6 separate regions of the Homo sapiens genome follow, and all the other regions are linked to region 4. Evidence: chromatin loops called from intact Hi-C (ENCODE). Cell type or tissue: heart right ventricle. All regions are shown on one strand. Region 1 has its middle 330 kb from the start of SGO1. Region 2 has its middle 89 kb from the start of ZNF385D. Region 3 has its middle 63 kb from the start of ZNF385D-AS2. Region 4 holds the start of ZNF385D (zinc finger protein 385D). Region 5 has its middle 160 kb from the start of ZNF385D-AS2. Region 6 has its middle 40 kb from the start of SGO1.

What was found. Peaks named below come from ENCODE experiments on the same cell type or tissue, not always from the same donor. Only the 100,000 strongest peaks of a DNase experiment are listed, where the experiment ranks them.
Region 1: it touches region 4 in a loop (9-fold over the local background); 6 of 110 quality-filtered maps call a loop at or near these places.
Region 2: it touches region 4 in a loop (6-fold over the local background); 19 of 110 quality-filtered maps call a loop at or near these places.
Region 3: a loop joins it to region 4, with 10 times the contacts of the local background. A loop is called at or near these places in 56 of 110 quality-filtered maps.
Region 5: a loop joins it to region 4, with 7 times the contacts of the local background. A loop is called at or near these places in 33 of 110 quality-filtered maps.
Region 6: it touches region 4 in a loop (3-fold over the local background); 2 of 110 quality-filtered maps call a loop at or near these places.

The regions. Positions count from the first base shown.
Region 1 is chr3:20,509,841-20,514,840 of GRCh38, forward strand. No RefSeq gene overlaps it. Among named protein-coding and RNA genes, the nearest start is that of SGO1, 330 kb to the left of the region's middle. In heart right ventricle, a CTCF peak has its summit at 2,129 (motif pointing right); no DNase peak of the experiment used is centred here.
Region 2 is chr3:21,837,751-21,842,750 of GRCh38, forward strand. It overlaps a transcript of ZNF385D not described here. Among named protein-coding and RNA genes, the nearest start is that of ZNF385D, 89 kb to the left of the region's middle. In heart right ventricle, a CTCF peak has its summit at 2,132 (motif pointing left); a DNase peak (open chromatin) is centred at 2,081; H3K27ac peaks cover 1,228 bases.
Region 3 is chr3:21,891,685-21,896,684 of GRCh38, forward strand. It overlaps a transcript of ZNF385D not described here. Among named protein-coding and RNA genes, the nearest start is that of ZNF385D-AS2, 63 kb to the right of the region's middle. In heart right ventricle, CTCF peaks have their summits at 2,983 (motif pointing left) and 3,195; no DNase peak of the experiment used is centred here; H3K27ac peaks cover 1,855 bases.
Region 4 is chr3:21,750,886-21,755,885 of GRCh38, forward strand. ZNF385D (zinc finger protein 385D) reads right to left here and starts at 325. Exons shown (of 8, transcript NM_024697.3): 1 at 10-325. The coding sequence starts at 31. In heart right ventricle, a CTCF peak has its summit at 2,072; DNase peaks (open chromatin) are centred at 406 and 2,064; H3K4me3 peaks cover 988 bases; H3K27ac peaks cover 1,925 bases.
Region 5 is chr3:22,115,604-22,120,603 of GRCh38, forward strand. It overlaps a transcript of ZNF385D not described here. Among named protein-coding and RNA genes, the nearest start is that of ZNF385D-AS2, 160 kb to the left of the region's middle. In heart right ventricle, a CTCF peak has its summit at 2,343 (motif pointing left); no DNase peak of the experiment used is centred here.
Region 6 is chr3:20,223,909-20,228,908 of GRCh38, forward strand. No RefSeq gene overlaps it. Among named protein-coding and RNA genes, the nearest start is that of SGO1, 40 kb to the left of the region's middle. In heart right ventricle, a CTCF peak has its summit at 2,058; no DNase peak of the experiment used is centred here.

The sequences.
Region 1 (5,000 bases), 1.2 Mb before region 4:
TTTTCTTTTTGTATTGTGTCTTTGCCAGATTTTGCTATCAGGGTAATTCTGGCTTCACAGAATTAGTTAGGGTGGAGTCCCTCCTTCACAATTCTTTAGAACAGTTTCAGCAATATTCTTACCAGCGCTTCTTTGTATGTCTCTATATTTTGGCTGTGAATCCATCTCGTCAAGGGCTTTATTATTTTTGGTAGGTTTTTTATTACTGATTTAATTTCTGAAGTCAATGTTGATATGTTCGGGGTTTCAAGTTCTTTTCAATTCAGTCTTTGCAGGTTGTGTGTTTCCAGGAATTTGTCCATTTCCTCTAGATTTTCTAATTTGTGTGGACAGAGGTGTTCATAATAGTTTCTGAGGATCCTTTATATTTCTGTGAGATCAGTCGTTATTTCTGATTCTGCATGTTTGGGTTTTCTCTCATTTTTTCTGTGTTAATCTAGCTAATGGTTAATTGATCTTGTTTATTTATTCTTTCAGAGAACCCACTTTTGCTTTATTTGATCCTTTGTATGAATTTTTGCCTTTCAATTTTGTTCAGTCTTGCTCCAATTATAGTTATTTGTTTTCTTCTGCTAGCTTTGGGGTTACTTTGTTCTTGTTTTTCAAATTGCTCTAGATCTAGTATTAGATTGTTAAATTGAGGTCTTTCTAACTTCTTGATGTAGGTGTGTTTGCTACTTTTTAGATGTCTATTAGGTCCAATTGCGCAAGTGTTTAATTTAGGTCCAGAGTTTCCTTGTCAGTTTTCTGCCGCAATGATCTGTCCAATTCTGTCAGTGGAATGTTGAAATTCCACACTATTATTATGTGGCTGTGTAAATACTTTTGAAGGTCTAAAAGTACTTGTTTTATGAATCTGGGTCATCCAACGTTTGGTGCATATATATTTAGAATTGTTAAGTCTTCTTGTTGTATCGAATCCTTTATCATTATATATTACATTTCTTTATCTTTTTTTACTCTTGGTTTAAAGTCTGTTTTGGCTGATATAAGAATGGTGACCCCTGATCTTTTTTTATTTTCTGTTTCCATAATAGGACTATGTACGTAAATTTATTTTTGTGGTAGCAAGTATCTTTCTTTCATTTCCGTGTTTAGAACTGCCTTAAGAATCTCTTATGAGGCTGGCGTAGTGGTAATGAATCCCCTTAGCATTCGCTTGTCTGAAAAATATTTTATTTCTCCTTCTCTTTTGAAGCTTATTTTCGGGAGAAATGAAATTCTTGGTTAGAATTTCTTTTCCTTAGGGATGCTGAAAATAGGCCTCTAGTCTCTTCTGGCTGTCAGGTTTCTGCTGAAAAGATCATTGTTAGTCTGATGGGGTTTGCTTTGTATGCGATCTGACCATTTTCTCTAGCTGCCTTTAAGATTTTTTCTTTAGCTTTGACCTTGGACAGTCTGGTATCTATATGCCTTTGTGATGTTTGTTTTGCATTGTATATCACAGGTATTCTCTTAATTTCTTGTGTTTGGATGTCTATCTCTATAGCAAGATAAAATAAATTTTCTTGAATTATTGCCTTAAATATGTTTTCCAGTTTGTTTACTTTTTCTCCTTCTCTCACAGGTATGCCAGTAAGTCTTAAGTTTCATTGTTTTAAAATTTTCAAAAAAATTTTGACTGAATGTGCTAGTTTGAAGAACCAGTTCAAGCTCTGAGTTTTTTCAGTTCCAGAAGCTCTGATGCATTTCTTTTTAAGATGCGTCTCTCTTCCTTCTTTTCCTGAATTGTTGAGAAGTTTCTCTGTGTTGATTTTTAACTGTCTTGGATCTCATTAAGCTTTCTTGCAATCCATGCTTCACATTTTCTGTCATTTTTGAGTTTTCATTTTCTTTAGGGACCACTGCTGCAGAGCTGATGTGATTCTTTGGTGGTGTCACAATATTCAGGTTTTTCATGATGACAGAACTCTTGCCCTTTTTCCTTGTCATCTCGAGACACTGGCACTTCCAATTTATGTAATTATTTTCATGTGTCTTTCTTTCCTTTTTTTGTCTTTCACTTTTCCTCTTTGCCTATGGGGTGTGACTGTAGAGAGTGTTGGGTAGAGTCTTCTGGCTTTGCTTCTACAGTCCTATGCACTTCTGTCAGCAGGTTTTATATTGGACTGTGCAGTTTGACCTATAGGTCAGTAGATGGCGCTTACAGATAAGAACTGGCTATGGCCAATGTGGATGAGTATATACTGGATCTTTTTTTACTGGGAGACTCTGTTGAGAGCCAGCCTCAGGCAATGGGCTGATCCGTGAAGTGAACAGTGGCCTGAGCTCCCTGATAAACCCTGTAGGAAAGGATGAAGATAGGCAGGGCCAGATTAGGTAAGCCTGCCTACAGGTTCCCTGATGGCAGGCACAAGCACCAGCACCAAGAAGGAGATCCAGTGAGTGGCCACCAAGTTTTCAGAAGTGGGCATAGGCATGGAGCTGGGGAAATCTCTGGCTTCAAGTCTCTGCATGAGGGTGGGGCAGCCTAAACTCCTGTTGCAGAAGAATGGGTGTTCCAGATGTCTGGAGATCTTCCTGGGCGTGGAGCATAGAGGGTCCTGCTGCACCACAATCTCTGCACAGGAAGGGTGGGGAGATTCAGGCTGCTAATCCACGTGAGCAGGTGCTCCAATGCTGGAGATATGCCTGGGCATGGAGCAAGGAGGTCCTCACTTCACTATAGTCTCTGCGAAGTGGAGTTCAGACTGCTGATCCAGGTGGGTGGGTGCTCTGAATGCCAAGAGCTTCTTAGCAGACTTTATTACTTTCAGACAGTATAATTACTGTCAGAAATACTATAAATGGCAGGGCATGCTGTGTATTGTGATTCCAGGTGGTGCCTTTTATATGATAGTCTAATTTAGTCTCTATGTTAACGGAATCCCAGGAGTTGTACAGGGCCCTGCTTTCCCAAACTTATATGGCAGCCTTCACACTGTTGAGGTCACTGTGGCCATGATGTTACTTCCAGCTTTCCCATAATTAACTGCTTCCTGCTCCAGGCTCTTTTGTATTTACTGATGTTTTCTAGAGCCACTTTATTCCTATGACTTATTTAGAATCCAGTGTTTGTTCACCACTAAAAATACTCTGTCTTTATGACCAAGAAGAGTAAATGTTGGACAGCAGTGTTAGATATGATGATCACACTGTTTATTTTTGAAGTGTTTGGAGACAAACCTTGATGGAGGCAGAACGAAGAGTAAAAATAATTTGGCCTAAGGATTGCTAACTGTGTAACCTTGGGCAAGATGCTTAAACTCTTTAGAGCCCTTAATTATGTTATATGCAGAATGGAGATAATAATGTATTTGCTTTTCTTTTGGTGAAGATTAAATGAGATAATAGATGTAAAGTGTTTGAATCAGGGTCTAACACTTATTAGCAGTATGTATTAGTTGCTCAAAAGTTATAAGTTGTCTTCTTATCATCCTTTTTATCTTGATTGTTGAAGTTTTTAAGTTTGATACATTAAAGATTTCATGTCTTTTTTGGGTATATTAAGTCTTTTATCATAATGTCATGTTCCTTTCTGTACTTAGTAATTTTTTTTCTTTTCTCTGAAGTCTACTTTATCTGCTATTCATATAGCTATATAGCTTTTTTGTGATTGTTTTCATGGTATATATATTTTTCTTCTATTTACTTTTTACCTACTTATATCAGTATATTTGAAATGAATTTCTTGTAGACAGCAGATAGCTGAGTCATTTTGAACTATATTCTGATAATTTTTTTAATATAAAGCATTTATATTTTAATTGGTGTCTTTAAGCCCTTCATATTTAATGTAATTTTTGATGTCTGGATTTAAGGCTGCCACTTTATTGTTTTGTTTGTCTTGTTTTTGTTTCTCTCTTTCTCTTTTCTTACCTTTCTGTGGGTTACTGAAATAATTTTTAGTGTTACATTTTTCCTTATCTGTAGTGTGCATATATTTCTTTGTATATGTTTTAAAAATATTTTTCTTAGTGATTGCTCTAGATATTACCCTATATTCCAATTTAAAGTTGCACTAAATTATATACATAAAGCTCAAATCAGCCTACTCCAAATCTGCTTCACATTTTCCTCCCATCCTACTGGGCCGTGGGGAGAGATAAGTATACATTCAGTGATATGTATAAGCCTTCTCAAGTAAGTGTGTAAATTATATAATTGAGTGTGTATTTTAAACTAGAAAAATAATGTGTCATTGTAAAAATAAAGGGTAACTCCTTCTTATTTGCCGTTTCCCATTCTTTTTGATACTTATCTATACATATAATCATATGAAAATCCTTCTTTTTTTATTTTTTGCAGACAGGGTGTCATTCTGTCACCCAGGCTGGAGTGCAGTGGCGCAGTCCCGGCTCACTGCAACCTCTGCCTCCTGGATTCAAGCGATTCTCCTGCCTCAGCCTCCCAAGTAGCTAGGATTACTGGCGTGTGCCACCAAGCCAGCTAATTTTTTTTTTTTTTTTTTTTTTTGAGACGGAGTCTCGCCCTGTCACTGGTCTGGAGTGCAGTGGCACGATCTCGGCTCACTGTAACCTCCACCTCCTTGGTTCAAGCGATTCTTTTGCCTCAGCCTCCCAAGTAGCTGGGACTACAGGTGCACGCCACCATGCCCAGCTAATTTTTTTATTTTTAGTAGAGGTGAGGTTTTGCCATGTTGGCCAGGATGGTCTCGATCTCTTGACCTTGTGATCTGCCTGCCTGAGCCTCCCAAAGTGCTGGGATTACAGGTGTGGGCCACCACGTCCAGCCTAAGTAAAATTTTTTATTTGATTTATTTTCAGTGTTCAAGAGCCGGGGCACTGGCAGATTTCATGACCAAATATTAGAACCATGACAACTCAGGAAACCAAGTCTATTTCCTCTTAAGTACCACCTATTTAGAGTCAGAAGGAACCTCCGCTGAATTTTGTAGGAATTATTTCCTTGCTTTAAAAAATACTGTCACAACTTTTTGTGCCTTAGTAAACAAAATAGTCCATTTTTTGCCTGTTTTTGAACTATATACAAATGAAAAC
Region 2 (5,000 bases), 87 kb after region 4:
AGTCCCAGCTACTCAGGAGGCTGAGACAAGAGAATTGCTTGAACCCGAGAGGTGGAGGTTGCAGTGAGCCAAGATAGCACCACTGCATTCCAGCCTGGTAACAGTGTGAGACTCCATCTCAAAAAAAAAAAAAAAATTGGAGAAATAGACTCCACCTCTGGAGTAGTAAAATAATATTGCAAATGACGGTGAGTAGAGGAAGGGAAAAATTTGTGGCCACCATGCAGTCTACCATTTCATACTTCTCTCAGGGTTTGTGGAGCCTATGGGCCTACATTATCCCTTTTATTTCAAAGCATTTAGATCTTCATAACTGCACATTAACAGTAGCAATCTTAATGGCATGATTATAAAGATTAACAATGAATTCCCAGAGTAACACAGAAGAACAGTGTTTGGAAGAACAGGTATTGTTACAAAATTGGTTTGTGTTGGCTCTCATCATTTTGGTAATATGGAAAATTCAAGAAGATTGCCTGGGGAGACAATGCAGGTGATAAGCATGAGTAAAATGCTATTGAGAAGCTCAAATATGTAAGGGAAAGTTTTCAAGACAGGTACTTGGAGGATCTGGGAGATAAGTATAGTTATGTATGGTATATATGCTAAAAACAAAGGTGATGGTCAGTCAGAATCTTGTTTGTGAACAGCTTCCAGCACTTCTCATAATGAATTTAGATGCGAATCAACAATGAAGAGGCCAGCCTTCCTGTTTGAGTGTTTTTAATTCAGCTATAAGACCTTTTTGCCTAGAATATCACACCGACACTCTAAGGCACTAGGAAGAAAATTCCCAACAGCCACTAAAAAACAATAGCGGCTTTGAGTGTCAATTGTCAAAGTGATGGAAAAGAGAAGTTCTGGAAGGTCACGGTTTTTTATGTTTAAAGGATAGCAAACTGGCCTTATCCATCTATGATGCTCAAATGAGCCCTAGCTAGAAACCCTGTTAATAATATGATCACAACCCTGTCTCTTCAAATCTAAGATGCCATCTATTGTAAGTTACATGCTAACTTATATATCATCCAGTAACTATAATTATAAAATATCACCAATTTTAATAGGTGTCTTGATTTCAGAGATGTTAAAGTGTGAGAAAAGATGCTTCTTAGAGGTGATATAACTTGCTCATAATAATAACACCACAAACTAAACAATAACCGTGGGAACATATAAAACATTTTTCATATTTTTTCTGTCGATGCTTACAGCAGTCTATGAAGTACTTTCTATTATTACAATTCACATTGGATGAATGAGGCAACTGTGGCTAAAAAGATAAAAATATTTTTAATAATAATTAAAGGTTATTAGAAGATAATCTTTGATTAACATAATTAACGATTATCAAATGGCTATAAATGCAAAGTCAAAATTCTGTCCTTGGTCTTTCTAACTCCAAGCCTTAATCATTAAGCCCTATGGCCTTTTCTGAAAACTAGTCACTTCCATTTTTTTGGTAACATTTTTTTAGTATCATCACATAATTTTTAACAACCAGTTAATCAACCAACCACATTTTAAAATCTCATATTATGAAATTCTCAGGAGTAGCTAGCTAAGTGAAACACCAGCCACAAAAATGGTTTTGACTTCACAGTCCAAAAGCTCATCATCTGTTACAAACTCATCATAAAAGATGACTAAACCAGTATAGCCAGTCTTTGGCGCCTAGCTTCTTCTCTAAAATCTCTCACTTTCCTAAACTATGTCCAGTTCCAAGGTACAATTAAAAGCCAATTGATGTAATTAAATAGCTCCCAAGAAAAACTCAAATAGCAGAAACTCTATTAGGCAAGAGAGGCTAGCTTTTTCTATGATAACTAAGAGGCCGACAATTTCAGTTGCTTACAAGAGTAAAGATGTATTTCTTGCCCCACACAATGATCTTTATGGGTCAGCTCTGACTCCAGACCACATCACTTTGCCTTCACTTTAAGACTCAGCTGACAGAACAGCCATTATTTGGAACATTTCCCAGATGCTGTAGCAGTGGAAAAAGTGATCCCTGGAGAGTCACATACCAGCAATCAAATGCCTGACCTGCACTTGACCCTCATTACTCCCACATGTATTACTGGCCAGAACTGATCTCCAGGTCTCCCTCTACTGGAGGGGTCAGAAATTGCCTCCCACTGTGCACCTAAAGACCGAGAGCGCACAGCCTTACACCGGACTGCAAATCTCTCTCAATTATGTTCAGATAAACATGTTGTTTGATGCTTGTGCCTATACTGCTTTATATTTAGGTAATTATTTTTCAACGTTTTTGGGTGTGAGGACCCTGTTATAAGTGGAAAAAAGAAGAATGTGATAACCTCTTTTGATAATAATTTGCTTTTTATACGCATATTTTTGAGAAGGTACAGATAATCAAAAGCCTAAATAAATTCAATGATGTTTTAAACTGAATTTGTATTTCAGTGACAACAGAGGGTATACATGCATTCAAAAGTAGTATGTAAGTATTACACATGCAAGACATGGGGTAAGATGTGGCTCACTTAACCCTCACAGAAACAAACAATTAAGACAAATTCAGACTTCAAAGACCTAAAATTAAAACAGAATAGAGAAGAGCTGGAGGCAAGTGGTATCACTTTTACTTTTCTACCCCTCAGAGGGCTTTGTAAGGGATATAACCGTTCTTTTAAAGATAGCATGCTTCCTATTCCCTGATATCTTCATATCGACATTGCACTCCTTCCTTTTGTCTAGTTGAATAGTGCTCAACCTTTAGCAAACACAAGAATAACGGTATGCCCAATACTAAAGATTTTGTGCTTTATGGGCAACTGGGAATTTTCAAGAAAAGTTTTGTTTTTAATCCAACGTTGGCATATGAATGCATTTGGGATTTGGCGACCCATAAGCTGGAAACCGTTGCTTCGGTATTAAAACTCTTAGCAAATGACACTCTTCAGTATTTGGTGATGTTTCCATCCAGTTCTAATACTCTACCATTATTTATTTATACATTTGCTTTTGGAATGTGGTTGGACCGCACTTTTTTTCATTCATTCAAAAAAGTTTGATAAATTACCCCCTTATGTCAATCACTACATATACTTATTATATTGAAAATGCTGAGAGGAGATCAATCATCCCTGGCTTCAAAGAGTTTGCTGTCTAAAAGAAACCAAGAGTTGAATAAATGTCTATGACTGAGACCTGCTCAGGATAAACTGAAGGCACAGGTAGTGGACATGTATCCAATCTGGGTTGGTCAATTTAGCTTCCCTGACAAACTGAGGCTCCTGGTGAATATGAATGTGAAAGAAGAATTAGACATACAGATGGTAAGAGACTGTTAGCAAGTTTCATGAGAAAAGAATCGTCAAAGGCAATGAAGCAAGGACATTCAGAGCAATGATGGCACCTACTATGTATATTACTCTGCAGCTTGTGTTTTTTACTAAACTGCATATCGTGGGCATCCCTACAGACCAGTGATAACAGACGTAACTCATTCTCTTTAATAGCTTCATAGTAATACCAAAAATAGATGCACATTATTTATTCAATTATTCCTGCACTGATGGGTGTTCAGATTACTTCCAAGGTTTTTCTACTACAGTGTTGCTATAAATATCCATTTATGTATAATTGTAAGCTGAGATCCTTTGAATTCTCCTGAGATCAATTCCCAGAATTGACATTGTTGAATTAAAGAACATTTCATTTTAAAAAAAGTCAGACTACTGTATTAATTTATCTTCCCACGGAGCATTCTAGGTTACAAGTCGTAAGTTTTGCTAATTTTATGAGCACAATGATAATAGCTCTTCGTTTTAATTGTATTATCCTGACCACTGATAAGGCTGAAAATTTTCCATTTTTGTGAATAGCCTGTTTATGTCCATTCAATCGCTTCCATTTTATTTTTCTTGTCATTTTTAGGGGTTCTTTGGAATACTTAAGTTATTAAACACAAGTATAAGTATGCATAATTCTTCCAAATTACACACACTTTTCATTTTGCTTAAATTTTTACTTAATTTAGGAAGACCTTGACTTTATTGGTTTAATTTTTGATGTATTTTGTTATAACATTTTTTAAGTTTGTAAATTCGCAATTCATACATATTTTTCTGTGCCTTTATACTTTTTTTGTTTCTATTCTTTCTCTAACAAGTCACGCCTCAGAAATACATACATATATGTATATATACACATATATACATATATATACACACATACACAAACACACATATATAATTGAATCTATATAATTGAAAATGTATTTGTATAATATATAAAATGGAATATATAATTGAAAATGTATTTGTATAATTTTTATCATTTCTAAAATTTAGATTTTTTGTTAAATTTAAAACTATATGTTATTTTAAAGCTGCTTTCTCTTTCAGATGAAAAACCAATGACAGATAACTGGTTATCAATAATAATTCAATATGTAATCTTTTCTCAATGTTGCAAGTCACCTTGGATTCTGCTCTGCTCTGCTCTGAATCCCAGGCTGATAGAGCAGCTACTCTCTGGAACAATAGAAATGCAATTTAAAATACCTCTCATTTTGAATATATGTGCTATTAGGGTTTTGGGAGAAAAAGGAGCAAGATGGGAAGGGAAGGAGAATGAATTTTGGCCTGAGATTTGATTTCTATCAGATCTGATTCCTATTGCCTATGTGAATTTCCCCTACCTTGAATCCAGCCGTTATGAATTGAATTTGACTCATATGTGAAAGGCCAGTGATTGGTAATCATGAAAGATGACTTCAAGCCCCATTTGGTCGACACAGGCTCTCTAGGGCCATCACAGATACTCATGGCAATGCTTTTAAATATTAACCCTGTAATTAGATCTTTGGGATGGTTGTTTACATACTGGTCTGAGGATGTGAATTTATATCCAAATTTCTGTTTTCCAGTTGTAAAACTCTGTAAGTGGAATGAAAGCCTTTTCTTATTTCATTCAGTGATGCAGTCAATCCATCACCTTTTGAATGCCACAATGGTAGAGAAGTACAATAC
Region 3 (5,000 bases), 140 kb after region 4:
TACATTAGTTTGAAATTAGGCTGAGAGGCCTTGACGTTTTCTAACAATCTGAGATACTAATTAATGAGGTGGTAGTCTATTGTCATTATCCCTAAATGGTATATTTTTAAAGTTCTGAAGACACAGTAAGTTTCACTTACTTTTAAATTTATACTAATTCCCCCAATTCAATAATCCATAGGATTTTCTGTCATTGATGTGATTTAGAAAAGTTTCACTCTGTCTGCTTAATAGCTTTTTCAAAGTGAGAACCAAGCTGATCACAAATACTAAATCAAGGAAATATTATCAACAGCAGCAAAGATACTGGTCTCCATGTGTTCATGCAAAATATCCATTTTAATTTAACTGTAGTTTATATGATATTGGTTTGTTTCGAGGGCAACTGAAACTTTTCTTCAAAAATTAACTCCCAATACTTGCTTCGTGGGATAGGAAGCATTCTGAATGAAAATATCACTACAAGCAATGGAAATTAAAACACCTCAAATGAAATCTTATTTTTATAATTGAGATGGAAAAATTTGAATATATAGAATTTAGGTGAAAGGGATGTTTGCCTGAATTTCTCAGCCTCTATAGTGCACAGCTTTGAAAGCGCTACAGTGCCAGGAATATGCTGGCTCAGCACAGAAACCTAGAAGGAGAAATAATAGCAAATGACTGCCTCAGGTTTGCCCAAATAAATTCCTCCAGATATCTCTAAGAATACAACAATCCAGAGAAATCATTTTCAAAGTGTGCTCTTACCCTTAACTCAATTTTGCTCCTCCAAATAGACTTGTTTGTGCTTTGCTCTGATTAGATTTAAAACTATTATTATCATTACTGATTTGGTAAAACTCATTAATGTAAGCATGACTTTTCTCAAAATACACTTGAAGAAATATCAGGATTAAGACTTACTGGTTTCCTACCAAAACAAGTCCTATTTATTTGCAAAGGAGCTAAACATAGGTCTTTAACAGACTTTAAATTTAAATTAAATTTAATTACATTTAAGAGACATTCACTCTCTCCACCAGTTTTTCTACTTCTTTTACCTCAATTGGTCTATAGCCCTCTGAAGTTAATTTCCAAAAACTATTTACTCACGTGCAAGATAACGCCAAGAAATAAGATGCAGATTAGTGATTTTTTAAACCATGCATTGTGGATTGTAAAGTCCACTTGTTTTATATTTTACAAAATGAAATAGAATAGAATAGAATGCAGAATGTCAGAGTAAGTGACATATTGTAAAAATAAGCATTTTTTGGACAATTTCTATTGCGTGTATGTATTTGGTCCTATGTAAAGTGTGATTTTTACAATAAACTCCAATCAGAAAAGCTTGAAAAACATAGGAGAAGAGAAGAAAATAGAATTTAGAGGTAAATAGGACTAGCCTGAATGGTGGCTGTAACACTCCCTGCATGATATCAAGTAAGTCACGTAACCTCTCAGAGCTTTAAGTTTCTCATCTAAAATGGTGAGAATTCCAGGTATTGTTGATGTGGAAGAGTATTGGTAGATTAGAAGCATTGTAGACATAAGGCAGAACAAACTGGATTGTCATCGTACCTCATCCACATCTGCTTTTAGCACAGATACACATCATTCCAAATATGAATTGCACATTTATGGAAGGGAAGGAGGTATGACACAAAATGTAAAACATGGTAAAAAATAATAACAAACAAAAAAGTGCCTTGCACAGACAGCTTATTCTTAAATGGCACTCATGTCATCGAGCTGTTTTACTGCACTGGTCTGTGGTCTGGGAATTAGCACATGAGATATGCAAAGATGAGTCATGATCTCCATAAATAATATTTTAAAAGGCTACTTAACTAGCCTTTATGTGAAATATAAACCTCTAAGCACTTTATTGTGTCCTTAAATAATTTAGCTCATTGAATGTTTTCCCCCTGAACTCATTCAAATCAGTTATCGTTAGAAGTTCATTTGAAATTCTAGCCATGCCAAGACAGAGTACCAACAGTATTCTGAAGGTTGAAAGTTGCATGGAAATTGAGAATTGGCAACAAGGAGAATTTCCCTCTCGTCAAGTCTAGCTATTTTAGAACTCAGAGAATTAAAAAAGAGATATTCCACATTTTATCAAAGCCATGGTTGTAAATTCTAGTTCCCTAATAAGGCAACCATCTCTGCAGACTTTTAATAATATCACTTGAAATTGTATTTAGTTTTTAAATTTTATCTTGCAAACGGAAAATTATTTTCATTGTACAGGTTGTATAGCTCAATTTAAACATAATCATTGCCTTAGATAACTTACAAAAACAACTTTTAACATGTTCAAAACTTTCACCTGGACTTAGGAAGTTCAAAAATATCCAATGATAGAATACTTGTTTCTGTGTCTCGAGGCAGTTAGATACATGTTTTCCATTCCTTAAAACCTCTTAAATTTTTAAACTTGCATAGTCATATATATCAAAACGTATTTTTAAATTGCACTAAGCTAGATAATTTCTGATTTATTTTCCTTTGAACAACATAACAAGAAAAACAACAGTATTACCTCTATAATAATTAAAGTTAAACAAATTGAGACCATTAGGTTAATAATCCACTGTCACAAATACTATCTTAAGAACTAGTATGTTATACTTAGTCAATTCATGTAATATTACCTCTTGGAGAGCACGATTTGTTAAAAAATTAAGATTAAAATATTATATTGGCATAAATGCAAAGAAAAATTTTTGAGCAAATGTTTGAAGCCAAAAACATCCCTGAGTTTTAAACTTTCTAATTCTTTCTGATTTGCTCTTTCCTTTCTTTTGCAATATGATTTATCTTTGTGATGAAAACACACTTTTATTTATTTTCAGCTGAAAGACTAGTTATAGCTATGACTTTACAACAGCAAAGCTCACCTTATTTTGTTTAAAGACCTTCTTTGTAATTATTTATACTTAATATAGTTTGTGAGTTGTAATTATCCTCTAAATTCATGGTATATGGGCTCCCTCCAGTGGCTAAGTTAGCAACCACAGATCTGAAATGTCTATTTTAAATGACTGATATATTTAAGTAATGATCAGCAATGGTTTCAATATTGCTGAGTTTAAATCTTACAAGCAGCAATAAGTTTTAGGTGAGCATATAACTGCAGTGTTACAACCCTTTCAGAAGAAACGTAGAGCTTGACACAATGCCAGACACCATGCCAACCTCTGAAGAGTCAAGATATAAAGTGACCTCTACCAGGAGCTCATGGCAAAGAGAGGACACAGATGTTTATAAACAGCAAAAATCACCACCCAGCAAAACACAGAGAGGTGAGCACAATAATGATGGCATGCATAAAGTGAAGTAGGAATACCACAGAGTAAATAGCAGATAGGCCAGGGAGAGCTACGCAACAGATGGTAAAATAAGAATCTGTGGTGTGGAAAAGAAGACATTCCAAGCAAAGACATGCATGTTCCAAAACCCAGATTAAAAATAGGTTGGTATATATGGAAAATGAGGTATTTCTATTTGACTGATTAGAGTTCACCAGGGTAACTGGTAAGAGCTAAGTATATTCAAAAAGATAGGAGTCAGAACATGGCGGACATGAGATTCCTACAAGTAGCTGGAAGATGCCTTTTTGCTATGGTTGAATCACTGAAATGTGTGGCTTTTTTTTTTTTTTTTTTTTTTTTTTAAGACAGAGTCTCACTCTGTCACCCTGACTGCAGTGTAATGGCGCAGTCTTGGCTCACTGCAACGTCTGCCTCTGGGTTCAAGTGATTCTCCTGCCTCAGCCTCCTGAGAAGCTGGGGACTACAGGCTCATAGCACCATGCCTGGCTAATTTTTTTTTTTTTTTTTTGTATTTTAAGTTGAGATGGGGTTTCACCATGTTGGCCAGGCTGGTCTCAAACCCCTGACCTCAAGTGATCTGCCCACCTCGGCCTCCCAAAGTGCTGGGATTACAGGTATGAGCCACCATGCCTGGCCCACTGAAGTGTTTTTAAACATGAAAGATTTCCCTTTGGGGAAAATAAAGTATAGTGGCAGTATGCAGGACCGGTTGGAGTGGGAAGTGAAACCAAGTTTAGGGGATTCAACTAGGTAATATTTAGGAAAGAGCTAAATGATAAAAGAAAGTGAATAGTAGTTTGCAAGATGGAAATATGCAGGCAGTCAAGGGATGTTAAGATCTTGGACGTATGGCAGGGAAAGGAAAAAGAGTCTATGAAGTCTCCTAGAAGTTTGATTTACATTAAAATCAAAAATTTTGTGTCTAATTTGTAGAACTTTTTAAAATGTCAAATGATGTCACCAAAATTTTTGCGGTTTCGACAATGACAATTATTTTAATTAGAGAAATAGTTACTTGGGCCACATTAAAGTAAAATTTTTGACTTGTGTAAGGAATTCCTCTCTTCGACATTTGGAATTAATGAGGCTCCTGATATATCCCTGCTCCCATGACAATATGACAGTAAGAGAGATGTTGTGACTCTATGTTTCCACTGGCAAGAATGTTAATGGAAACCAGAAAAAAAGAAGCTTGGGATGCCTGTAATTACATCACCTGAACAGTTTACATGATAAACATGTTAAGTTTGAGTAGGAAAGAGCTGACCTTTGGGATCTTTGATGCTTTGGATATATGTCACTCGTGGCTGCCTCAAGTATCTATATTTTAATAGATACTTACCCATGGTGTAGATACCAACTTCCTAAAGGTAAATGAAAAAAACAAAATAAAACAAAAAATTTCTCTGCCTCCCTTAACACTAAGGCACATATATGTGATTTGGGTTCTACAATCAGATATACCTATGGGGTACTTTAATTTTGAACTGAATTATATGGGGGCAAAGAGGTGGGGCCTGGGCCTTTTTTTCCCCCTGGTATATTTTTATGAACAGGGCAGCACGTCCCTCGAACCAACAGCTATAAAAGAGCTTCCTATTTAGGAGGTACTTGATTGTGGTACAAATTGTGTGATTTTAGAGCCAGAAATTACAGTATTATTTTTCTGATGCAATGATG
Region 4 (5,000 bases):
AACACTCACCAAAATACATTATGTTTCTCATTAATCAGACAGCTGGAATCCCACCGCGGTGTCTTCAGCATCAGCTCTCACCCAAGGCTGGCACGTAGAGCAGAGCCCTTTCATGCTACATTCGGTGGAAATGTCCCCGGCGTGGAGAGCAGTGAGCGCCGAGAGCGTGCCTCCTCCGCGGGATGAGCGCCTTGCAGGCTGCCTTTCCAGGGCTAAGATCCCCGGCGGCTGGAGAGTGCGCTCGGGCTGCCTGCTGCACTGCCCATCCTTACTGTAATCCGACTCCTCCTTGCGATGTCCTTGCCGCGCCTGTGACATCAGGACTGAGAGTACTACAAGCAGACCCCTCCACCCCACCCCACCCCACCCTGGGTTAGCAGCCGCTCCACGAGGTGCTCCGACTGCCTGCCTGGACCAACCATGGCTCTCGGGAAGCTTTGACGAGCCCAGAGACTTGGGAAGGGGCGGAGTGAGGGGCGCGGGAGGCTCTCTTAAAGCGAGAAGAGTGTCGGGATCCACACAGGAACACACAGGAGAAATTCACCACTGTGCAGGAGGGACGTGGTTAAGGCGAGTTCTGCCATTAACGTGTAATTAGACAACACTTTTACCCCGCCCCTCCTGTGAATGCCACCATTCTCTCCAAAATTTAACCTCCTCTACCAAGTTAAAACGGCAGTACGAAGAGGGATGGTGCCGTGCTTGCATTCTCTTTGCTGTGGGCTTGAGGGTTTGTTGTTATTTTTTGTGATGTTTATATATAAGAGGAATAAAAGGAACGCCAGGGACCACTGCTAGGGTAATAGAGGTTCACACTTAGAAGTGATCACATCCCAGAAAGCTAGTACTTGGTGAAGTGTAATTTTTTATTTCTTGAGTGTTCCCTGAGCTATTATGTTGATAGAAAGATGTGAAGAAAAATAACTGGTGATAAAAGTCACCTCTCAGTTGCCCAGGACCAAATTTGCTGCCTCCCTTAGTAGGCAGGTAGAAAGCACACTGAGGCTGAAATGATCTTTGACCTCCTGAAACGGAGAGACGATTAGCCTGAAAGGCAACCAACATTGTGCCATAGTTAGAGTCCAGTCACCAATATAATATAGCCACACACACACACACCCACCCCCCTCCCCCCCCCACCACACACACACACAACGCTCTCATTAAATTTGAGATGAACGGTCAAGAAAGGCAAAGCTTAGCAAAGCCTCTGGCTCCTCCAATGGTATAATGAATTGCAGTCCTTATCTTACATAGAAAAGGATATTAGAAAGAAATCCCTGAAAGCTGTGCTGATTAATACTTAAATGCACAGCATGGAAAAAATAAACTCATACAGCAAGTTCCGTTTCCTAAGGACTCATCACTTTGGGAACCAATTTACGTACTGGAACATTTGAACTTATAAATTTCTATAGACATTTATGAAATTAAGAACCAAATATAAACAAAGAACTGTAGTCTATGGAAGAATGCAATTGATATATTTTTAATCTGGGCTTTTATAAAAGTGTGATAGCAAAGATTTCTACATTTTGATATTAAAATATTCTATAGCATTTCCTTACGCGATTCTATATCTCTTGGTGGATTTAATGTGCATAGAAACTAGGGGGCTGAAGCTCATAATAACGGCTTTCTGTGCAATCTTGCATAAAAGCTTAACTGTATTCTACCTCTGTGAAGAGTGCAATGAACAATATCCTCTCTCACGCTAGATTATAAAGAATTTGGTGAGTGAAAGTAGGTAAGCAAATATAAATCAGAAACATCACAGTGAATCTTAAGATAAATCTAGGGCTGTTCTTTTAGAAATACTCTTAATTTAAAGCCACCAGAGGAAAATTTACATAGTAAAGGATATTAACTTTTTTACTCCCTTTTAAAAATTAAAATAAAAACAATGTTACGGGAAAGTATTGAAGAAAATGCGTAAATGTTTTTTCCTTTTGGACAAATGGAAATTGTCCAAAAGTACAATTAGTAGTTCTTCCCTCAGGCAAAAGAACCATCTGTGGTAGAGCTTATTCATGAAGCCTGTAAGCTGCCTTGACCTCCTACATGTGCTAGGGGGCACTGTAGTTTAATGTTAGTGCTTTGGGTCCATTTGAGTTCCTGTAGTTGGAAGATGCAAGCATTGAGAGTTGAGTTTCAAATAGGAGATTTGAAACATTAAAGGACTACCTTAATCATTAATAACACGCTTGCATTTGCATGACATTTTACAGTTAAAAGGCACTTTCACATGTCATCTTTATTACTAACAAATTGAGATATAGAAAGGTGGATATTACAGATGTCACAAATGAAGAACCTGAGGCTCAGAGATGTTAAGCAACTTTCTTAATGATGTGATGAGTAAGAAACAGTTGTCTTACTATTTGTTTGTTGAATTTATATTACAGTTCTCCAACAGGTTTCCTTCTTCAAATAAATGTGCTATTTATAATGGCTCAGGTAAAAGTCACCCCCAATAAAACAATGTCACTGCATGTTCTAGAAACAAATATATCTATATGGTCACAAATACATCAGCAGGGAGCATCTGGTAATAGAACATGCCAATCTTTGCCTGGTAGTATACCCCAAAAAACAGCATGTAGCCTTTGAAAGAATATGGCATTCCAGAAACAATTGAGTGTAATATCTATACAATGTAATTCTGTTCAAACAGAAAAGGAAGATGCCCTTTTAAATTAAAGATATGTGCCCCTCTTCCCTGCAATTAAGGCTTATCTGGAATGTAGAAGCTTAAGATACAAAGTTGTTTATCTCTGGATGGAAAACAAGTGATGTTTGTTTTAATTGTATACTTTTTCCTGTTTTACATAAAACTATTTTATTTATTTGTATACATTTATTAAAAAATGCAACTTTGGTGGTTGTTGTTGTTGTTGTTGTTGTTGTGTGTGTGTGTGTGTGTATTTGCGTTTTGTACTTTGAGCAACATCTCCCTAATACTCTCACCCTGCAGCTCTGGTAACCATTTTATTCCTGTTTCTATAGAGTTTGACCTTTTTACACTCTACATATAAGTGAAATCATTGGGTATTTGTTTTTATGTACCTGGCTTATTTCACTTAAGACAACAATGTCCTCCAGGTTTATCCATATTGTCACAAATGAGAGGATCTTCCTCTTTTAAAAGGTTGAATAGTATTCCATTATGTATATATGCGACATCTTTGTTATCCATTCATCCACTAGTGGAAACCTTGCTTGATTCCTGTGAGTAATACTGCAATGAACATGGTAGTACACACATTTCTTCAACATATTATTTTTTTTAATTTTGAAGCATAATAATTTCCAAATGAAACCACAGCTGATCTTGGCTAGATAGAGGATTGTGAACATGCCAGCTGTGCCTGAGAGATGCTTTCATATGTCATCTCAAGGGAGCGACTTAGCAGCTTCTAGGGAAGAATCTGGTTCACACCCTGACCTTTACCTGTCTCTAAGAATCTGTGAGAACCTAGGAGCTTCTGAAGGTGAATTAAGTCAGTTCATCTGGGGTCAGCTGTAGCACCAACCTGCTTGCCAGATAAAATTATACCTAGCACTATTAAAACAAAGGATGCCTTCAAACCACTTACATATTTTGTATTAAAATATCATGGTTGGGTGAAAATTTTTTCTGTGTTCTAAGATCCGGGTAGCTGCCTGCCTTGACTCCTCATCTCATTCAAATATTGCTCAAAGGTTTATCAGTGTACTAATTCACTGTCTTTTTTTTTTCCAGTTTTAAAATGCCTTTGTCCCTCCCCTGACATTTCTTAACCTCCTTTCCTCCCTTATTTTTCTCCATGGCAACTATCATCATCTGACACACTATTTTAGACGTCTGTTTATTTTTGATTTCTCCTCACTGGAATATAATCTCAGTGAGGGCAGGGATTTTATCTGTTCAATGCTATATCTACAGTTCTTAGAAAGGTACCTGCTACTTGTCATTATACAATAAATATTTGTGAATGAGGGAATGAATGAATGAGCATCCTAAGTACAGCTGTATTGTGTGTAAGACATCATACTTTTCTATGTGCCTGAAGTCAGTTCTTTGAGGTTGGTTGTGTTTTGTGCAAAGTGTTCACACAAATTGAATTTGTCCATGCTTAGCAGCAGCTGCTCTTAAATTCCATTCAGTACAGATGCCAGATGGTACTGCAGGCCACAGTTTGTGAGTGTGTTTGTCCTTTCAAATTCTCATAGCTGCATGGAGCAGAGACTTAGATTCAGCATGAGTTAGCATAGCTCAGTTGTGTCTTCCATTGCCTCGCCCTTGGCTTTAGTTTAGTCCACCTTTATCTTTTATCTATATTGTAGCAATAAAATTGTATCCAGTGTTCCTGATTTCAGACTTGCCCATGTCCAATTCATTCTCCATATTAGATCCATTATCATCTTTAAAAATGGTATGATCATGCCACTCCTTTGCTCAGTATTCTTCACTGTTTCCGTATTTTATCCACCAAGGTCGTTAAGGTTTTCGACAACCAAGTCCCTATTCGCTTCTCCATTTGTAAATACTTTGTCCTTCACACTCTTCACTGTGTGAAACCTAAAGTATGGCTATAATTCACCTGAAGACTACATTCCCTTTCACCTGCTCTCTCTACTGAAGCAATCTGTAATCAATCTTTGGGTGTCTGTTTAAATATTATGTCTTCTGAGAACATTTTTCTCACCAAAAGACTAAATGAGGTGTTGTTTGTATTCTTTTTCACATAGCACACTGTACTAATTCCTACTATAGCATTTAAACTTAGTGTGGGAATTTGCCTTTACTTGTATGTAACCCAAATGAAAGAGGATTTTCTTTTTTAACTCCATGACCTCATACAAATCCATCGTTTAATGAACAAATTCATTATTTATCTATGAATTCATTCAACATTTTTGAATAAATTTAACATCTTATGAATGCCTATCATGTGCCAGGCATTACTCCAGGTGCTGGATGAAGAACGCTGCAGAAAGTGCAAAGGATAAATGGGGAA
Region 5 (5,000 bases), 360 kb after region 4:
ATCAGAGAAAGTTAAAGACATTTTACTGGAGTTGAATCTCATAAGATTCCAGTAAACCATATTGAGAAGTTTAGTAGCTTGGTTAGCTTTTCTGCAAAGTGTAAAATGTAATGTAGTAGTAGATTTCCTAATGCAAAGAAAAATATGTACAGCTTTAGTCATATGACCTCTGAAGCACTTTGGTGATTTAATCATCATCAGGAAAAACCGCTAGCAGGAAGGTTTAACCTACTAAGAAAACAGGTTTTTGTTTCCTTAAAATAAAACTATCTTTGCAATTTTTGATCTTGTCAATACTTTAAAGCGAGCTGATGCCTATACCAAAAGCTGTCCGAGGTTGCAGCCACGACCACTTCCAAACTGAAGCTGGAAGCTAAATAATGACCTACTGGGGATAAACTTTTACATCTCAGAAGCAGAATTAACTCCTGTATTTTCCTGTGTTCATATAAAAAGTTCAAGCTTTGGAAACTATCAATATTTACACATAAGTATGATTTTAACCATGCTACGGTAGGATAATAATCTTTATAAATCAGTGAATTTTTATAATAATATGTATTTAAAATTAGAGAGCTTTTAGAAAAAAGCTCTCAAGTTATAAATTTTTCTTTGTATTCTCTCCTGAATCTATTTTATATAGATTTCCCGGATGTCTACATTTGACACTTAACACCAAATAACACTTTTTATTGAAGTCACATTTACTGAAACCCATGGAGTAACACATTCAGCAGTCAACATACTCCTTTTTTCCATTAAATTAAGAAGATTGCTCCAATTCAAGAACTACTCAGATTATTTTGTTCATTACCTGCATGAATGAATGCATTCTGTAACATTCTCTAAAGGAAAGAAGGAATTTAAGGCATCCTGCAAAAATGTACACAATAAAATGTAGTAAAAGTGGGTGAAGAAAACAGAAAAAAGAGAAAATGTATAGAAAGGAGAAGATATAAAGAAATGTGAGAGACGAAATTACACAAAATTTCTTAGAACTGAGGCAACATTTGAATGTAAGCTTTCTAACAACTAATGCAAAGACAGAACCATCACACATAGTTGATTTGAAGAGATTATCAGATAAAACCAAAATTTGTCAGTCTAACCTTAAATGTAATGCAAAATTTAGAGACACATTTATTCCACAAAGCCTAGCATATATAGTGACAATATCCTCAAAATTACAGTTTTTATAAATATGATGAAAGGTTTATAAGGCTATTTCTGATAAGCTCTTTATAGAAATTGTCTGTAACACTAAAACTTATAATGAAAACACTGAGTTGTCACCATGTGCTAGTCACTTTACTAAGTGTTTAGGTCATTTGGCCATCATAACCACCCTATACAATGGTTAAAATTTGTTACCCTCTTTCAACAAATTAGGAAAATAGCTTAGGAAAGTTAAATAAATTGTCCAGGATGGTATATCTGTTAGAGGCATGGAAAGAATTCAAACTGACCCCAAATTCAGGCTTTGAGATGCCAGGCTTTAGGAGTTCCCACTGGTGAGGCTTTATGTCATGGTATCTAAAACATACTTATGTTAACAAACAGAAAAATCCAGCAATATGGAGCTTATGTAAATATTTTAAATTATTACAAGTAGAAGTGTGCTTTGGCTCTCATAGGATTTGGGCTCCCTAGGGGATTAAATAGGAACTCAGAGCAATATACTTTGAGCAATATAACTTCTTAATGTTCCTTCCAAGATAAGCAGGTTGCAAAATGGGTTCTCTGAAACTGAATGAGTAAACCTGTTTCGTATGAGTGTTAGTTGTGAGCTAACTAAATTATGGGGAATGGTTACACGACTTATGATTTTGAAATTAAGAACAGGCTTATCTCTCTGGCTTGAGGAGGAAAAGACAGGGAATAGGCATCTTGTTCAACCAAAATTGGCATGAAATGATTAAATAACAGGTTAAATAGGAAAGGTATCTGAATTCACACTGATTTATTCCACTATTTTTTTTTTACAAAAAAAATGATATTCTTTTAACTTTAAATTAGACTTAAATTGAATATTTTAGATATTTACTTTTAAATAAACTTAATGGTTACAAATTTCTAACTTGATCAACATTACTGGTAATATTACCATTGATTATTAATAATGATTAAAAAGTATTTACATGAAAGGATGTCCATTATTCCCAATAAAAGAAGAAATTAAGAAAAATATTCACTTTTCTATATTACAGCATTTAGATGACAAAGGTAGAAATCTTTTTATCTAATATAATCGTAACAATCATTTAAAGGATTTGTGGATTTTAAAAACGTAATTTCATGTGGCACAATTTCTTAACATCTGAACATGGTACTCTACTGCCCTCTCATGGATATTACAGAAGTAACAAGAAGAATAAAGTCAACTTAAAAAGGGTCAACAAAATGAACTTTGTTTAAATAAAACCTGTGATTTGTAACAGACGCACAATTAAATAAGTATTTTTATGCAGAATATCGCTTTTATGAAATGTCATAAAATGTTTAGACACAGGTACTTTAAATAATTATGAAGTAAAATAAATGAAGCGTACTTTACTTATAGAATTGTGAACTATGGAATTGCTAATGTCTCTCTTATTCCAAAATCCCATTGTTCTAAAGTATGCCATTATTTCCCTGAGTTTAGTAGTCTCAGGTGACTGCCATAGAGAAAATAACTTTAGTTTGGTAATCCCTCCAAACCATAAATTGTTTTGCCATGATTGATAAATTTCTTCATGGAACAAAAAGTAAGAAATCTTAGAAAACTGTAAATATAAATATAAGTAGAAATCCAAGCATGATGCTTAACATCTGAGATTGCATTTGTGAGGTGAGGGAGGGAGTGAAAACATGGTTGCTGCATATAGTTTTACAGGTTGTAGACTGTACATCTCCAAAGGGTGTTGCCTAGATAAGACATTTTAAAATGATTGCCCACATGTAAATTACACCATTAGGTATACTTCTAGTATTTTGAATTAAGCAATTCAACTTTTTTTTCCCAATGATATCGGTAAGAGGTTAGGGAAATTCATTCATGTTGGTGTGGAAGAACAGCCTCTCGATGGTTAAGACAAACAAAGAGCAGATAGCTGTTTTGTCTCTGAAGCCTGATATCCTTGATCTGACCTAGCACCTCTTCTGTTAACAGTCATAGTTCTGGGTTTAGAATTTCACAGGCCTTAGGAACATGATGTAAGCACTATTTTAACACTGTTTCTTAATTCATTTCATACATACAAATTTGAGCATTTCACATGTACTTTCCATTACTGCTTTGTAGATAAAAGTTTTTAGAAACATTTGCAAGTCTTATAACATTATCGACCAGACTGAAAAATTTTTAGTTTTTAACATGGAATATGATCAGAGACATAAGAAACTATCACCTGCTATTGTACTGTTTTTTCAGGGATTACCTAATTCTAAAAAATTGAATATTAATTATCTTAAATATAAAGGAATCAAGTCCAGATTAACTGTTCTACAGGGGCTACAAAGCCCAGGGATAGGACGTCCTGTGGTGCTGCCAAGAATACCACCCGCCTGATGAACTTTGCCATTGGCACTGGCTTCAGAAGGAATCTGCTTGGAACTTAATATAGAAAAAATACCTTGTCAGCTACTTAACATGGATTAAGAATATAAATCAACATCTTCATTACTATAAAATTAGTCAAAAGAAATGTTAAATAAAAATACAAGGCATTGACTTATGTCCGAGGCCAAATCTGTAAAATCATATCTTCTTGTCATATAAACTGAAATGCAGTCTAGACTAATTTACTACTATTTTAATCTTAAAATGTTATATTTAGACATAATTTGTTGGGGGGAATATGCTTTTGTTTGTGAATGCTTAAATGATTTATTAATAATTCTTATCACCTTTTATTGCTCTATCCTCTACTTTTTCAACTGGTTTTGATTCCATAATGGCCTTCTCCTCTAGCTTCTTAGAGTTGCTCTGTTTTGAGTCACTGTCTCTCCCAAAATAGGTTTTGATCATTTGCTCTGCTTTTATAGCTAGCTTATGGTTACTTCAGCCACTGTGCAGGACAGGTTGCTGGAGCCTCTTAGGCAGTGGTAGATTGGAAGATATGCTGTTTTACTATCTCTCCAGTAGATTTTGTGTCACAGGATTCCCTGGGATTTCTCTGCTGAACTGTTTTAGGAGATATCTGATGAGCTTTTACTAGTGAGTATTTATTCAGCATCTACTGCATATTAGGTATTGCGGCTTTTTAATTTTTTCATTTTTTGAGACAGGATCTCACATTGTAACCCAGGCTGGAGTGCAGTGGTATGACTTTGGTGATCCTCCTGCCTCAGCCTCCCAAGTAGCTGGGACCACAGGCATGCTCCAACATACTCAATTTTTTTTCTTTTTTCTTTTTTTTTTTTTTGGTAGAAACAGGATCTCACTATCTTGACCAGATTAGTCTTGAAGTCCTAGTCTCAAAGCACTCAATTCATTCAACCTCCCAAAGTACTAGGATTACAGGTGTGATTCACCATGTCCTGCTGCATTTTTTTTTAATGTGGGGGACTTAATGAAGGTAGAGTGCCTTAGTTTACTAGGGCTGCCACAACAAAATACCACAGACTAGTGGCTTAAATAACAGACATTTATCCCTCACAGTTGTGGAGGATAGAAGTCTAAACTTCAGGTGTTGGAAGTTTGGTTTCTCCTTTGGCCTCTTTCCTCAGCTTGCAGATGACACCTTCCCACTGGGTCCTCACAGGACATTTTCTTTGTGTGCTGCATCCCTTCCTCTTCTTATGAGGACACCAGTCATGTTGGATTAAGGACTATACCCTTATGACCTCGTATAAGCTTAATTACTTTTTTAAGAGTTCTATCCTCAAATAGTGTCACACTGGGGATTAGGGCTTCAACATATCTACTTGGAAGAGACACAATTCAACTCTTAATACACAGCACAACACTTAAATATTTCAGCTTTGAGTTCAGACCACCATAGTCTGAATTCCATCTC
Region 6 (5,000 bases), 1.5 Mb before region 4:
ATGGATGAAAAGTTCTGATATTGCAGCTTCTGGGTGTGCTCAGGACTCTTCTTCACTATCATTGGTTGTGTCTGAGACTGTCTAGCTGGGCAGATTTGGTTGGGGTAGTGGGTGAGGGAGGGCTAGAACTGTGGGATGCTTTTTTATTTCCTAAATTTCCTTCCAAGAACCTCTAGAGTCACTGGAATTCCAGCCCTGTGGCTTTGGTTAGCATGTGGGGGAAAGTTTACCTTCTCATTCCTAGAGCTACATTAGGGGAAACAAGCACTATGCTGTTTGGGGTGAAGTTGGTATTAATTTTCCCTGAGAAACAATACTGTTGATGATGGTTGGGTTCTGTGGGCCTGTTAGTTAACAATATAATTCATCTATAGTATGAGTTAAGTGGACTTGTGTGGGCTATTCTATTAATACATTGTCTGCAACATTATTTCTATGAGAATAATGTATCCTGAGTTCCAAAAAATTGACTTAAAACATTTGGAATACACACCATTACTTAGTGGGGACTCATCTGGGGCACCCATAATGGATGGTTCAGAAAATATGGTCCCTGCTGCTATTCACTAGTGCTTATCAATTTCAGTCTCCTAGCTTTAAGTTTCTTGAGAACTCTTCATTTCTTCACATGATTTAGGAGGTAGAATGTGTGCAATTTTCTAGTCAGCTGAGAAGGTTCATTCTCAATCCATTTATTTTTGTAGTTTGGTAAAAGGATATCCTTTTACTTTTTAAAATTTAAATTATGAAATAATAAATGAACATTGAGTATATATATAAATTTTCTACATTCTTACCATTTTGAGGGTAAGAATATACTCTTACCTAGCAATAATCAAAAGTGTAAAAATCCTTATATAATTTCCTATATACGTAAAACTCTCTGTATGAATTCCTTATATAATGTCAACATCATTTGGTTCTGTCAATTTTTGCTTTTAAAGTTATGCTTTAGATGTAGACAAGTTAAAATTTTTCTGTTATTTTGGTGAAATGACCCTTTTAAACATGAAGTAGTAATTCTTTTTTGTTAATAATGCTTTTTGCTTTAAAGGTACTTTAATCTGATATTAATAAAACTATATCATGCAAAATTGTATATTCAGAGTTGCCTGTTATAGAGGAAAACTGGCAGCAACAAAAAAGTTTAACAATTGGACATTGGATATACAGTAAGAATATGTTCATACATTGATATACTATGCAGCTGTGTAATACCATATTATACATTATAACCTTCATGAAGAAAAAAGCTCACAGCTGTGCATGTAGAAAAGAAAATGCAAAAAAAGAAAAAAAAAGAAGCATACTACAAAATAGCTTGTATTATAGCATGCTATTTTTGTACCTCCCGATACATATGTAAATATATGTTTAGCAAATAACCTGATATTATCCACTAGAATATAATATTGGATACTTTTGGGTGAAGAAATTATGAATAATTTTAAATTTTTTGTTCTCTTTTAAAAATATATTCCTGTGTCATAAGTTAATTATTTATTTCAAATAATGAACATATGCTACTTTTAAAAGAAATGTAGCCTTTTATTTGACAAAAAAGCTCTCCTATTATTCTGTAGCTTATAAACAAGAATTCTGAGCCAGAAAATTACTGTTCTTTAAAAATGTCCATGATTCTTACTTGTTTTCTTTGTAGATTTTTAAAGAAAGATAACTACTTTGAATTACATAAACTTTAATTTCTAAAACGCAAATGTCTGTGTAGAATAGTAAAATTGTATCCCATACTTTTTCAACAAAAGTAGTCATAAACTTGGAATGGAATGTGACATAATAAATTGCAAATAATTATATAAGATTTTCGATTTCAAACATACATATTAGGAAGGCCAAACTGAGACTAGAATTTTAGAAGTACAAATGCAATTTTTTTTGCATCATGATTGAATAGGAAAAAAATCCCCTCAAGTCTGGCTGGCTGAATGAGCATGTTGTAAGTAGAATGTATAATTTTGTTAGTGTACCCCTCAGAGGTTGGCCGATGAGTAGCAGCAATGCAGTAACAATATAAAGCTGTCACTTGGTGGAGCTAGAATACTATGTAATTCCAATATCCTCTTTCGGCAGATTTCTTGGAGAAAATGGTTTCATGGCAAAATGTAAGACTATTGCCCCCAGTTGCCAAATATTGAAGTACTTAGCCTTTGGGGAATCTGGTTTTATGGTTTTCTTTATTATTGTGCCAGAGTATGAGTAAATGCCAAACTTATGGGCATTTACTGATTACAGTTAATAAATTACAATCTTTTCATCATGCTGAATTCAATGCCTTCCCCCCACCCTGCCCCAGGAGTTAGTTTAAATGAATATATCATCTATTGATTCAGTGACGTTTTCACACATTTCATATGGCACTTAATAGCCCAGTATCATTTCACTTGCTATGTCAATTACTGTAAAATCAAGATGGGCTTTTAGGTAGCTTATGATGCCTGGAACAAAATGCTCAATGGATATTATACAAGTGTTTGGTGATGAATACCAGCTTCTGGGATTCCCTGGGCAGGGTGGAAATTTTAGATCAATTCAAATATTGACCAAAACTTTTTAGATGAAATTTTAGGGTGACCAGTAAATGAAGACTGCCATAGACTCAGGCAATCCTTCCCTGGAATGAATTTAACGCTTTTGGAAAATTCTGGATTGTAGCCGTTCTTACTTTGGTCTTCCTAAAATTGAAAAATTGAAGATTTTTGCATTTGTATTTATACATGGGTGTGTATAGTTTTGTGCCTTTATCAAGGTTAAATTGTGCCAACCTTTTCTCTCAGGTACTAGGCATATTCCAAAAAGACTAATTTTAAAATTAGATTAATATCTTTCATACTTAAAAGGTGTTAGCTCAGATAAAATTATTGCATACCTTGACTATGTGAATGGATGCTGAAATTAATGTATTTATGGATCATTATGTTGACATGTGAAGAACAGTAATTGAGTTTTTTATTTTTTTAACTTTATAAATTTAAATTAATTTTTTTTTTGAGACAGGGTTTCACTCTGTCATCCAGGCTGGACTGCAGTGAAGCAATCACAGCTCACTGTAGCCTTGACCTCCAGGTTCAAGTGATCCTTCTGCCAGACCTTGAGCCACTGTGCCCAAATGAGGATTTTTAAAGATTTCCTATTCCTAATTTGGCTGGGTTCTGATTCTCTTATACTTTTATTTTTTCATAGAAGCCTTTTTTTTTTTTGCAGTGAGAAAGATTTTATTTGACCTTAAGATAATTCTATTTGGGAAAAGTGGGGAAATAGGATAATCAGTCTTCTATTACATATTATGGTCAAGGTAGATCCAGGTTTTGTGGGACTAAAGCCTATGTGGTTTGAGCTCTTTTATGTAAAAGGATACAAAATTACAAATGCAAAGTTAAGCATAAAAGTCCACATTTATTTAAAATTAGAAAAAAGTAACCGATTGAATAGTTTAAAAAGCTGGGACAAAACCCTCAAACAGTGAAAGATTCAGAGAAATTATATTTTTATTAAATAACTGCCAACACATCTGTATAATTATTTTCCACATATCAACTTATGGTTCCATACATTCACAATCTAATTTCTTCTCACATAATTCCAGTTTTGACTACCATAGGCATATTCATATCATGATAGGACTCTGTCTCTCACCTTTGCAAAAAAAATGCTGGATAACTCACCACAGTGGGCATTAGGAGTATTTTTGGAATCCATTTCTATACTAGGAAAGCCAGCAATAACTTAACTATACAGGGAAGTGACTGTGAGCCACATAAATAATGCACATTAAACTCAAACCAAATGCATCTCCCACTCAACATCCCAGGGTCTTGGAAGGACCCCATGCAAATGAGGGACCCTGAAACCTAAAACTCTTTAGTATCACAGTAATTCTACCTTTTTGAAATCCTTTTATCAATAATGTACCTCACTTGATTAAAATCGTCATCATCTTTAGGGTGATTTAAAGTTTGGGAACCACTAACAGTAACATTCATAGATGAAAGGATAGTAAATTTGGGTAAAAATATTCTTAAAAATATTTGCCATATAGACAAGGAGGACATAACCATAGGGATGTTATTTCAATACCTTATTTTCTAAGTATCATTTATTGGCTTTTAGTAGAGAGTACTAAAGACAGTGTTAGGACTGTCTTACAGATTTTTACAAAATTCTTACAAAATATTTCTGATTCACCATTATTCTTATATACCATTAAGAAGTACTGTTTTTTTTAAAACAACAGCTTGAAAGGCATAGCTACTTCCCTATTTAATTTGTATTCTTAATCTACCAGAAAAATCTGCAACTCCAGCAGTAAGATCATTGATTATTTATTTCATGGATAATATCCACATTGTTGAAAGGCTCCCTGTTTTAGTGTTTAAACAAACAAAAACAAAAACAAAAGCAACACAGCCTTGTATCAGACATGAAATTGTGTTTTTATTTGATGATTCCTGGAAGTCTCTTGACTCCTTAAAAGAGCACCTTATGCATGCACTTGAACACTAAAGCCATAGTAATAGTTAACATCTATCGATTGCTTTCTATGAGCCAGACATTTAGTGAAGTGCTTTACTTGCATTCTTTGTTTAATTTTCTGAACAGCTCTATGAGGTACGTACCATTTTATGAATGAAAAACTGAGGCTTAGAGAGTTTAAATAACAAGCCTAGATCCATGTAGTTTGTAAAGTGGCAGGCATGGTGGCTGAATATATACTTATTTTAACTACTTTGCAATAGTGTCACAGAAGCAGTCATTCAATGAATGTCAGGAAGGTTCAGAACTCATAGATAGCACTTGAATAACTACAACTTCAAAAAGGGAGAAGCTCTGAATTTAGGAGACAGTATAGCATAGGAAAAGATGGTGGAAGTCCAGGCACTAGAGTCAACTGTATTCTGGCTCCATCATTTACTAGCTGATTGACTTTTGACAAGTTACTTAATCTTTCTGTGCTCCAGTTTCCCCTGTTAAAAGAGGATAAT